Regions from separate parts of the Homo sapiens genome. Here region 1 is linked to region 2. Evidence: chromatin loops called from intact Hi-C (ENCODE). Cell type or tissue: heart right ventricle. All regions are shown on one strand. Each heading gives the region's core, and the rest is flanking DNA. Links, peaks and the distances in the headings are about the cores only. Region 1 has its middle 31 kb from the start of PAX7. Region 2 has its middle 7.6 kb from the start of TAS1R2.

Region 1 (5,368 bases), core at 251-5,250, 270 kb after region 2:
TTAACAGGGTAGGCTCGGGAGTCAGGCTGCCTGGGTTCAAATACACTCACTGTGTGGCCTTGGGCAACTGGCTTCATCTCTACCTCTCAGTTTCTTCGTTTGTGAAAGGGGATAGTAAAGCAGTCACCTTACCGTGTTGTCCACTTGTGTATTTCACAACAAGATCCTGAGCACCTACCACATGCCAGGCACTGTTCTTGGCCCTGGGCACATGGCAGTAAACGGAACAGACAGGATCACTGCCCACGGGGGCCCAGTGACCTGGGGGAGGCAGACCACACTCATAGTAACTGTAGCATTGCCAGGTGATGGGAGTCTCAGGGGGTTTGAGATGGTGGTGGGGATTGCAGTGGATCATCCACACGGGGCACCTCGTGTGAGGCTGTGTTTCATTTGCATCAGCATGGATTTTGACTAGCTGGGCACTACACTGGGACCTGGGGGCAGGAGACACATAGATCTGGGGCATGTGTGATACTTGGTCACAAGGCAGAAGTAGCATCTCCCAGTGGCAGGACCAGGGTGCCCTCCCACCCCTTACCCTCCACCCTGACCTTGGAGGAGGAGGGACATGAAGCCTTCACAGAGCCCAAAGCCTGGGTCCCGAGAGCGCTGGGCACAGGGCGTGGAGATGCTTCCACAGCTGTGGTCTCCTGGACCAGGGCTGCAGGGAAAGGAGGAATGGGCTCTCATTTCACAGATGTGGAAACTGAGGCCCAGAGGGGTGATGGAACTGGCTTGAGGTCACATGGTCAGGGCTCAATGGATTCCAAGAGCCGCTGGCTGCCCCAACACAGAGGCCTCCTTGGACAACCCCAGAGAGTTGGGATGTGCATTAGAGATGGCTGGACTTCAACGCTTTGTTGAACAAAATAATTGTATCCCAAGTTTCTGTTCCAATATTTGTTCACTGCAAGGCCCAGGATTCCAGGTGAGGATAGCGCTGGTTGGGAAGAAAGAGACACAGGCTCTAGATTTGGATCATCCCCATCTATCCCAGTCCTAAAGGGTGATGGAAACTGGGGAGTGGGGTGTGTCTCACTGAAGGCACCAGATTTAGCAAATAAAACTGCTCAGTTAAATGTGAATTTCAGATAAACTAGGAATATATTTTTAGTATATGTCTCAATTATTGTCCTGTATTTTTTTCTGGTAACTCTCGTCCTATGAGTGGAGCAGAAAGGATGCCCAGAGCTACAAAACCTTCTCTGGGTCTCAGTTTTTCTTGTCAGTACAAAAGAATCTTTTTATACAATAGAGATTTGGGGCAAGAGGTTTGGGGAGATGATCCAGAGGTTCCTTGTGGGAGGCGGCTGTTGTCTTCCGTTTATCCACCCCAAATTTCTTCCCATCTCAGTTCAGCCATTGGGTAGAGCAGGCATGTGCTGGGGCTGTGGGCTCAGACAGGCTTCCATCCATCTGACTCCTGCCTCGTCTGCTGCTTCTGAGCTGAGTCACCATCAGCAAATCACTTCTGCCCAAGTCTCATTTTTCTCATCGGTATAATGGGCATAGTTTAAAGGCCTAGCCCACAGGGTTGCAGGAAAGCTCAAACACAGTAGCAGGTAAGAGACATGCTTGCTTTTTTTTTTTTTTTTTTGTGAGACTGGGTTTTGTTCTTGTTGCCCAGGTTGGAGTGCAGTGGCGTGATCTCGGCTCACTGCAACCTCTGCCTCCCGGGTTCAAGCAATTCTCATGCCTCAGCCTCCCAAGTAGCTGGGATTACAGGCATGCGCCACCACGCCCGGCTAGTTTTGTATTTTTAGTAGAGTTTGGGTTTCACCATGTTGGCTAGGCTGTTCTTGAACTCCTGACCTCAGGTGATCTGCCCGCCTCAGCCTCCCAAGGTGCTGGGATTACAGGCGTGAGCCACCACGCCCAGCCATGCTTGCATTTTAACCAGTGCTGCTGGCTCTGAAAGGGCCTGCCAAGGTGAGGGGAGAGCTGCGAGCTGCGTCTCCTGGGACCTAGGGCGCCCCAGACTTCCAATCCAGTGCTCACTCAGCGCACCCTACTTGGGATTTCTTCCAAGGGGGAGGTAAGGATTGTTAAAAAATTGAAAGATCCCTTTGGGGACCACTACTCCACTCTTCTGCTTCTCTAGGAAAATATGGCCCAGAGACATCACGTGGGTACCCCAAGACCACACAGTGAGTTTATAGCTGAGCTGGGATCTGAAGCTAGGTTTGCTGAATCCCAGTCCGAGAGGTGTGCCCCTCTGTGATCTCAGGGCTTAAAGTTTAGTTAAAAAATTGTTTCTTTCTGGAGGCTAGAGCTCATTTTTTTTTTTTTTAATTTTGAGGCCAAAGTTCATTCCATCAGAGGTGTTGCAGTGTGGTGGGGAGGAGTCTTGCGGTGAGAAACAGGTAGATGCTGCTGCAGTGGAAACCGAGGAAGTGCGAGAATGTGCGTCCTCCACATGTCTGTCCTCGAAGCCTGTCCTGCTCCAACAAGGGGACCCCAAGAACAGCATTTAGTGGCGGCCTAGCACCTGAAGTCCTCGGATCCACCACCAGGTTTGCTGTGTGACCTTGGGGAAACGTCTTCCCCAGTCTGGGCTGTGGTTGGGAAGAATCCTTCTCCCTTGTTATTGAGGACCAGTGAGGCCATCAGTCTTCTCTGCCAGAGAAAGACGCTGGGGACATGCTCCCCTCAGCACCCAGGATTGGGAAAACTGCAAGAGGCAGAGGGAGTGGTGCCAGCCCACCTGCCTGTGTAGGAATCTTGGCTCCTTCTGTCCAGCTCTGTCTCCCCTGGCCCTTCTCTGTGGCTTCTGGTCTTCACTGCCCTGGTTGTACACGCCGCCCCCACCCCTCTCTCCCTGTCTTTTGTCTCTCTGTTTTTTTTTTTTTTTTTTTTTTACTCTCCCTTCCCTCTCCTTCTCTCCCTCCCTCTTCCCTCTCCCTGGCCACCTCCTTCTCCCCCTTCCCCTCCCCTTCTCTCTTTCCCTTTCACTGTTTATCCCGGATCCTCTTTTCCTGCAGGGACACTCTGGAAAGCCCTGGCTCCAAACCAGTGTGATTCTAATCTTCCCAGCAGACTGTCTAAAATGTAATTTACGAGCAAGGCTCTCCCGGCTTCTCCATCCTGCAGCCTGGGCAGGACTCCCAGCCAGTGAATGGGCTGGGGAGCGGGAGTGGGGCTGGGGCCAGCCTCGCTGGGTCATCTCCCATTCTGCTCTATCTGCCCATCAGCTGGGGGAACGGGCCCAAACCCGGGGAAGCTTTTCACTTGGAACCGACTTCAGTTCCGGGTTCATGGAAGGCAGTTGGCCCCGATGCAGCAACAGATTGCCGTTTGCTGTGGACTCTGCAAAACCTTGCGGCAGGAGAGACCTCTTGGAGGCCATGACATTAGGCCAGGACATTTGCGCATTCATTAACTCATGTTACTGTACACTTTCTATGCATCACACAGTCCTGGGAGCTGAGGTTGTAGTGCCGAGCACAGAGACCAGTTCCTGTTCTTTTGAAGCTAGCAGTTTGGTGGAAGGGACCGACATTAATCCCATAGTTACTTAAGAGAATGCTGGCGGGGCACGGTGGCTCATGTCTGTAATCCCAGCATTTTGGGAGGCCTAGGCAGGAGGATCTCTTGAGGCCAGGAGTTTGAGACCAGCCTGGGCAACCTATTGCGACCCTCATCTCTAAGAAAATTAAAATTAACCAGGCATGGTGGCAAATGCCTGTAGTCCCAGCTACTAGGGAGGCTGAAGTGGGAGGATCGATTTAGCCCAGGAGGTCAAGGCTACAGTGAGCTATGTTTGTGCTCAGCCTGGGCGACACAGTAAGACTCTGTCTCAAAACAACAACATAAAACCAAAGAATGTTAAACAGATTTCCTTTAGTTCTGTGCTGAAGGAGAGGAATAGGATGCTTTATAATATGGGGGTTGACTAGGTCTGTTGGGGGAGGCACAAAGGAAGCCACCCCCACTTTTTTGCATGATAATGAATAATGACACCATTAGTGGCGTGTTTATACAGAGAGGCGGTGACAAATATAATTCCTCCTTTGCTGCCACTTTTGACTTTATGTGTGTTGAATTTAGATACCCCTCCATCAACTGATGTGAGCGGCTCCTGGAGGGTCCTTAAAGGGTCCCAAACTATGAGCGCTGCTCTCGACCTGTACACCAGACACAGGTAAAGGGACTTCTCACTCCCCCCACTTCCAAACTATGAGCGCTGCTCTCGATCTGTATGTACACCAGACACAGGTAAAGGGACTTCTCACTCCCCCCACCTCCAAACTATGAGCGCTGCTCTCGACCTGTACACCAGACACAGGTAAAGGGACTTCTCACTCCCCCCACCTCCAAACTATGAGCGCTGCTCTCGACCTGTACACCAGACACAGGTAAAGGGACTTCTCACTCCCCCCACTTCCAAACTATGAGCGCTGCTCTCGATCTGTACACCAGACACAGGTAAAGGGACTTCTCACTCCCCCCACCTCCACTGTCTGCCCTGCCACTGGGCCCAATTCTGGAAGGGGTGAACAGCTCGGAAGAAGGCCGGGCTCGGCAGCCACGGTGCTCTCTCTGGGCCTCTGTTCTCACTGCAAAGTGGACTAACAGGCCTCCATGGACCAGCTCACAGTATTTGCTGTAAGGGTCACATGAAGCGATTGATGTGAAAAGTATTTATTGTCTTGGAAATTCCTGAATTCACCACCATATTCCTCACTGCCATCCTCATCCATGAAAGCGAGGGGGCTGAGGGAGGTTTTGAGACTTCCCATGAAGCCCCTTCTTTCTGGGATTTCAACACACCCAACTCCGTGGAGCGCGTGGCCGCCTTCTCAGCGGAGCAATGCTGTCACCTAGTGGCCACTCCGCACCCTTCTCCTTGGAATCAGGAGCTGACCCGGAGCACCTGCCCTTGGGAGCTGTCCCCAGGTACCCCTCCACACCTGCAAAGCTACCGGTGGTCAGGGCTTCCGTGTCTGGTCATGAGAGAGCAAATATTGCAGTGGAGAAGAGGGGCTGAGGAGGCAGGGTCCCTGCTCTTATGAAGGGCAGCTTGTCCTTGGGCCCCCTAGCTCCTCCTGCCATTGGACTTGGCTTGGCAGATATTCCATCAGAGCAGGCGAGGGCAGGAGGCCTGGGTTTCCAGACCCTCATCTGCAGGGTGCCTGTCAGTGTTGAAGTCAAGAAGCTCCTTCGTGTGAGCCTCACCCTGTTTCTACCTCGTGTCTTCCTGTAGTTTATTCTCTACCTGGCTTCTAGAGTGATCCCTTTAAAAGCAAGTCAGATGATGTCATGCCGCTGCTCAAACCCTGCAGTTATTCCCACTCAGAGTAAAACCAAAGACAGCAAGACAGGATCGGGGCCTGTGGGTAACCTTCCCTGCCCTTGTTTATCTTTT
Region 2 (5,368 bases), core at 63-5,062:
GGCCTGTTCCCACCTGCCCATGATGTAAAAGGGGCTGTTTTGTAAACCACACTGACACCTCCAGGGACAATAGGCAATACCCAGAGTGCCCCAGGCTGGAGCACAGAAGGGAAGGGTGGCAACTGCATTTATAGTCGTGGGACCAGCAGGCTGTGGATGTGTTTGAACCATTGGTGTGACTTGCTTAAGATCACACTGAGACAGAGTTGGCTAATTACTAAATGCTTTACCTACCTGGTCACTTAGAGCCTTGGCAGTGACCTTACCAGGTAACTGTGGCAGGACCCACAGAGGTCAGAGGTGGGATAACTAGCTCAAGCTCACGCAGCTGGTTAGGAGGAAGGCTCGGGCTTGCACCCGGGTCTGCAGCTGCCCACGGCCCACGCTCTTCGCCACCTGCTCCATTGGGCTCCTGACTTCCAAGCTCCTCCTCTCCTAATATTATTTTATCCAACCTTCCTCAACCTGTCACCTTTGCCTCCTTTTGGACTAGGGGTGACTCAAAGCTGTTGCTTACCCTGTTCTCTCTCCTCTACCTCGTCCCCTAGACTTGGGGCTGGTGGCTCTTGAGGGCCCAGTGCCTGCTCGGGGACCTGAGGCCTCTTTGCATGGTCACCACAATAAGTCCCTGTGTCTGCGGTGGCCCAAGGAGCCCCTTCATTTCCCTGCTGTGGCCAGGGCCAGGGCTTGGAGCGTGAACCATTTGACTGAGGCCGGATGTCCCTGCCACCACTGTCCCACGGGCCGCCAGTGGAGCATGCCCTCTAAGGAAATGAGGGGCCACCTGTGCTGGCTGCAGGCCACCAGGCTGACCCAGAGCTCCTGGCGGGGGGAGTCAGGGGAAGTGGCAGGAGGCAGACCCACCCTCTCCAGAGAGTCTTCATTTTCACTAGTTCGTCCCCGACCCATTCATCGTCTTACTTCCTGGGTGTTCTGTTTAGGGGCCAGATTAGTAAATAACAAGAGCCACCATTGTTTGAATGCAGGCTGTGTGCCAGGCATTGGGCTAAATGCTTCGGGCATCATGGCCTCGGATCCTCATGGAAGTCTCATAAAGTAGGTGCTGTTACTCCCATTTTACAAAGGAGGAAACTGACACCAATGGGTTAAGTAACTAACATGCCAGTAGGAAATGAACAAACTGGGTTTTAGTCCCACACCTCTGACTCCCAAGCCCCTGGCCATAACCACCACTGCACAGTGCCCTGGAGCTGGACAGGCGCTGGGCTCAGATCCCAACCTTAGCGTCTTGTTCCTGTGCCTTGACCTCCCAGCTTCAGACTCCTCCAGGAGCTGAGGACCAAATGAAATATTTAAAAACAAAACGCTGCATCCCATGGCCTGCCAGGGTGAGGTGCCCAATCAATGTGAACTTTTAATTTTCAACCTCAACACTTCTTCATCCTAGATATGTGTGTTCCCCAGGAAAGAGGAGAAGCCAGATTTAAATGAGCACCTATCAATAGGCCAATCGTTCCTACAAATTCTCTTGGACCACACCGGCCTGTGAGATAGTATTTTAGCACCATTTCACAGATGAGGACTGAGGCTTAAAGAGGTGAAGAGAGACCTGCTTAGTAAGGGACGGGGGCAAGAGAAGAACTTGTTTCTGATGAACATACCAGCAACCCCTTGTCATTGTCCCTCACAGGAATCCATCCTTCCGGGTGTTCTGTGCATGGGTGGGAGGAGGCACTGCTGCTGTCATGGCTCTGAACACAACCAGCCAGCCTTGTCCTGTGTCCGGGGGGCTGCCAGCCCCCCTGGATGACGGAGCAGGTACCACATGCCCCTCAGGCACCCAAGGTAAAGCAGAAGGCTGTTCCAGGCCTCTGCCATGCTTTCCCTCAGCCCTATGTGCCCAGGCAGTTGCCCTCATCCCCGAAGCATCTGGTCCATAGAGGTTGGAGGGAGCTGACGTTCAGTTGGGCACCTGCTCCAGGATGTGCATCGGGGCAGGCGTCGCTGGAGGGAGAGTGAGCCTCAGCGAGGGAAATGCCCGGAAGAGGCCACACAGCAAGTGGCAGAGCCAGAATTGGAACCCCAGTGAGTCAGATTAGAGTGTTAGTCGACAGCCATAGAGTCACAGACCCCAGCCTTTTACTAGGGCTAAAATTGAGGGTCCCGGCCAGGCGTGCTGGCTCACGCCTGTAACCCCAGCACTTTGGGAAGCTGAGGCGGGAGGATCACTTGAGGTCGAGAGTTCGAGACCAGCCTGGCCAACACGGTGAAACCCCGTGTCTACTAAAAATACAAAAATTAACCGGATGTGGTGGTGAGCACCTGTAATCCCAGCTACACAGGAGGCTGAGGCAGGAGAATCTCTTGAACCCGGGAGACAGAGGTTGCAGTGATCTGAGATTGTGCCATTGCACTCCAGCCGGGGTGACAGAGTAAGACTCCGTCTCAAAAATAAAAATTAAAAAAAATTGAGGGTCCCTTGCCAGTACCATGCCAGGCACAAAGCCATCGGCACTGGAGGGCATCATTTATTGGTGATCATTTACTAAGCAGGTGCTTGATATATTAACCTCATTTAATCACCATTTGAGGGTGCCTGTGGCCGTTTTACAGGTGGGGAAGCTTCGAGGAGTCAAAGCCTGCTTGTTGTCCCCTGTCCCTTGGGCCAGGCTGGGGCCTCAGGAGCCCCACAGAACAGGACCACTCCCTTGTCCTCATCCCAGCCCTTTATTTTCCATCAAGAGCTCCCTGAGCCTCTTCCTTCCCAGGCTGAACATCTTTTATTCCTTCAGCTACTCTCTGTGGGATGTAGTTTCTGGATCTTTGTCTACCTAGTGAGCTGCTCTGGTGATGCCAGGGAGTAGAGTCTGGAATCATCCTGAACTGGGATCCAGGCTGTGTGACATTGGCTGAATCACATCCCCTCTCTGGGCCTCAGTCTACTCTGCTGTCAAATGGGGACATAATGTTGATAGTACTCATCCCTTACAATTGTTAGGAGGACTGAATGGTCTGAAATGTGAAAACAGATTTTGTGCTGGGCCTGGTGGCCAGGAACAGGTCAGTCAACATGAGCCAGTACTGTTAAGGTCATGCACCCGTGTGAGGTCTGATCACAACATCACACGGCAGGACGATCACCTCTCTTGTTCTGGACAATCTGCTCCTTTGGCTATAACCTTAAATTTCACTTGGCTTACACGAATACAGTGGAAAGATTAAGAACTCTGGAGTGCAATGAAAGTGGATTCAGGCCGGGCGCGGTGGTTCTTGCCGTAATCCCAGTGCTTTGGGAGGCCGAGGAGGGAGATCACTTGAGGACAGGAATTTCAGACCAGCCTGGGCAACGTAGTGAGACCCGACTTCTACCAAAAAAAAAAAAAAAAAAAAAGAGAAGTTTAAAAATTAGCCAGGAATGCTGGCATGTGACTGTGCTCCCAGCTACTTGAGAGGCTGAGGCAAGAGATCTCTTGAGCCCGGAAGGTTGAAGCTACAGTGAGCCATGATCACGCCACTGCACTCCAGCTTGGGCAACAGAGCAAGAGAGCAAGATCTTTCTCTTAAAAAAAAAAAAGTCAATTCCCAGGGACTTTGGACAAGCCACTTAACCTCCTGAGCCCTGGTTTCTTCATCTGTACAATGGTGATACAAAATCCTTCACGGAGTTCTGGAGAGCAGATGCGGTGATGTTTGAAAGCATTGCAGAGGCTCCATAAAAGCTGCTTCCTTTCCTTTAGGCTTTAGTCATTATTACCCTTTTGGCTCTTATTGAGCTTGTGGTCATTTGAGACCTCCAGCTCTTTTTCTGGTTGAGAGGCAAACTGCTCACCGTCACTCAGCAAAGTTTGGTGAGGAGGCTTGAGTGGATCCCTGGGTGCGAAAGAGTATCCCAACCACAGCAGAGTCCCTTCCTGAGGTCTTAGCCGATCCCTGGCTTCCCAACTTTAGGAGCCCACACCACTCCACTCCTTGGACTTCTTGTTTCAGAGGGGTCGGATGAGGAGTGCCGATGAGGCTGGGCCCTCTGAGAACTGGCTTTGAGGCCTTCCCAGCAACCCTCCTCCGAGGTGCTTCTGAACCAAGTGGGTTGGCTTAGGAACTGCCCATCTCCCAGAACTTTCTTGGGGTGGCCCTGCATGCCCACCCTCTCCCCATCATAAGCCAGACTGGAGGTGGGTTTCTAGCGGCCCAGTTTTGTCCTGGAGTATGGAGTGCTGGTGAGAAAGAGGGAGAGAGAATGGTGGGTGGGGAAGGAGGAGACAGGAGTGAATGGAGAGATATGCAAGTAGAGAGACAGAGACAGATCAGAGGGTGGGGCAGGGGCAGCAGCTGATGTATCCCCCAGTCCCTAGGGTCAGGATCCTCTTGGGGGCTCCCCCTGTGCCCCATCCTCCATCCAACCGCAGGGCAGGGGGAGGAAGGACGTTCAGGGCAGTCCCTTCCAGCCGACATGCCCATTTCCTTTCCCTGCACCTCAGGGGAAGCAGATGCCAAGGCAAATGGGCAGCTCCTGGCTGGCTGTTTCCATGGCTCACCCCTCTCTCCTTCCCCCGTGGACTTTGCATAAGTCTGTCATGGCTGTTGGTCACCTTGGCAGCCACACAGGTATGAGCATGGGGACGGCAGGCCCTGGACCAGGCGGTGAGGGTGATGGCTGGGGCTGGCCTGCGCTGTGTCCAGCCACGCGGGGGCATGTGCTGTGTGTGTGGCACTGAAGGAGAATCCCAGTGACATTCCCAGGCATTCCCATAGCATTCCCAGGCATCTGTCCTCAGGGAAGCCAGTGCTCTGGATGGTGTCCGCTTGCCCCTCCTAGATAAACGTCAGGGCCTGAGGGGACCTTGCAGATCATCTCAGTCCAGAGTTCTCAGATGAGCCTCAAGGGCTGGCAATGCCCTGGATGTGGGTGCATGGCTGCATTTGTTGGGGGCGTGTTGGCATGCAGGGCTGTCGTCAGAATCTCAAAAGGATGCTCATCTCAAAACCATTAAGAAGCACTGAGTCCATTTTACAGATGGGAGGATGAGGCCCAGAGAATGGAAGTGACTTGTTCAAGGGCAGCATCGCAAGTTGGGGCAGAGCTGGACCAGGATTTTGGCTCTCTGTCCAGTGTGCCTTCAGATTTCGGTCTTCAGGGACATCATCTATCCATACTGGCAGCCCACTCTAAAAAAAGCTCTCCCTGTCAATGGGACCCCCATTATTTCTTCCTCGTTGGAGCCCCTGCATCTCTACCACTCCCATTAGCCCCCATTAGGGTGCTGGGTTGTTCCAATCCACATACTTGCTATGTGCTTTTGAATAAGTTACTGGTCCTCGCTGAACCTCAATTTCCTCTTCTGCAAAATGAGGACATAGTAGCACCTTAAAAGGTAGAATAGGCCAGGCGCAGTGGCTCACTCCTGTA

What was found. A loop is a pair of places that touch in the nucleus more often than their neighbours do. Peaks named below come from ENCODE experiments on the same cell type or tissue, not always from the same donor. Only the 100,000 strongest peaks of a DNase experiment are listed, where the experiment ranks them.
Region 1: a loop joins it to region 2, with 4 times the contacts of the local background. A loop is called at or near these places in 73 of 110 quality-filtered maps.

The regions. Positions count from the first base shown.
Region 1 is chr1:18,597,045-18,602,412 of GRCh38, reverse strand. No RefSeq gene overlaps it. Among named protein-coding and RNA genes, the nearest start is that of PAX7, 31 kb to the left of the region's middle. RefSeq lists an enhancer at 2,661-3,190. In heart right ventricle, for the core only: CTCF peaks have their summits at 4,618 and 4,841 (motif pointing left); DNase peaks (open chromatin) are centred at 3,237 and 4,812; H3K27me3 peaks cover 3,713 bases.
Region 2 is chr1:18,864,607-18,869,974 of GRCh38, reverse strand. No RefSeq gene overlaps it. Among named protein-coding and RNA genes, the nearest start is that of TAS1R2, 7.6 kb to the right of the region's middle. In heart right ventricle, for the core only: no CTCF peak of the experiment used is centred there; no DNase peak of the experiment used is centred there; H3K27me3 peaks cover 2,606 bases.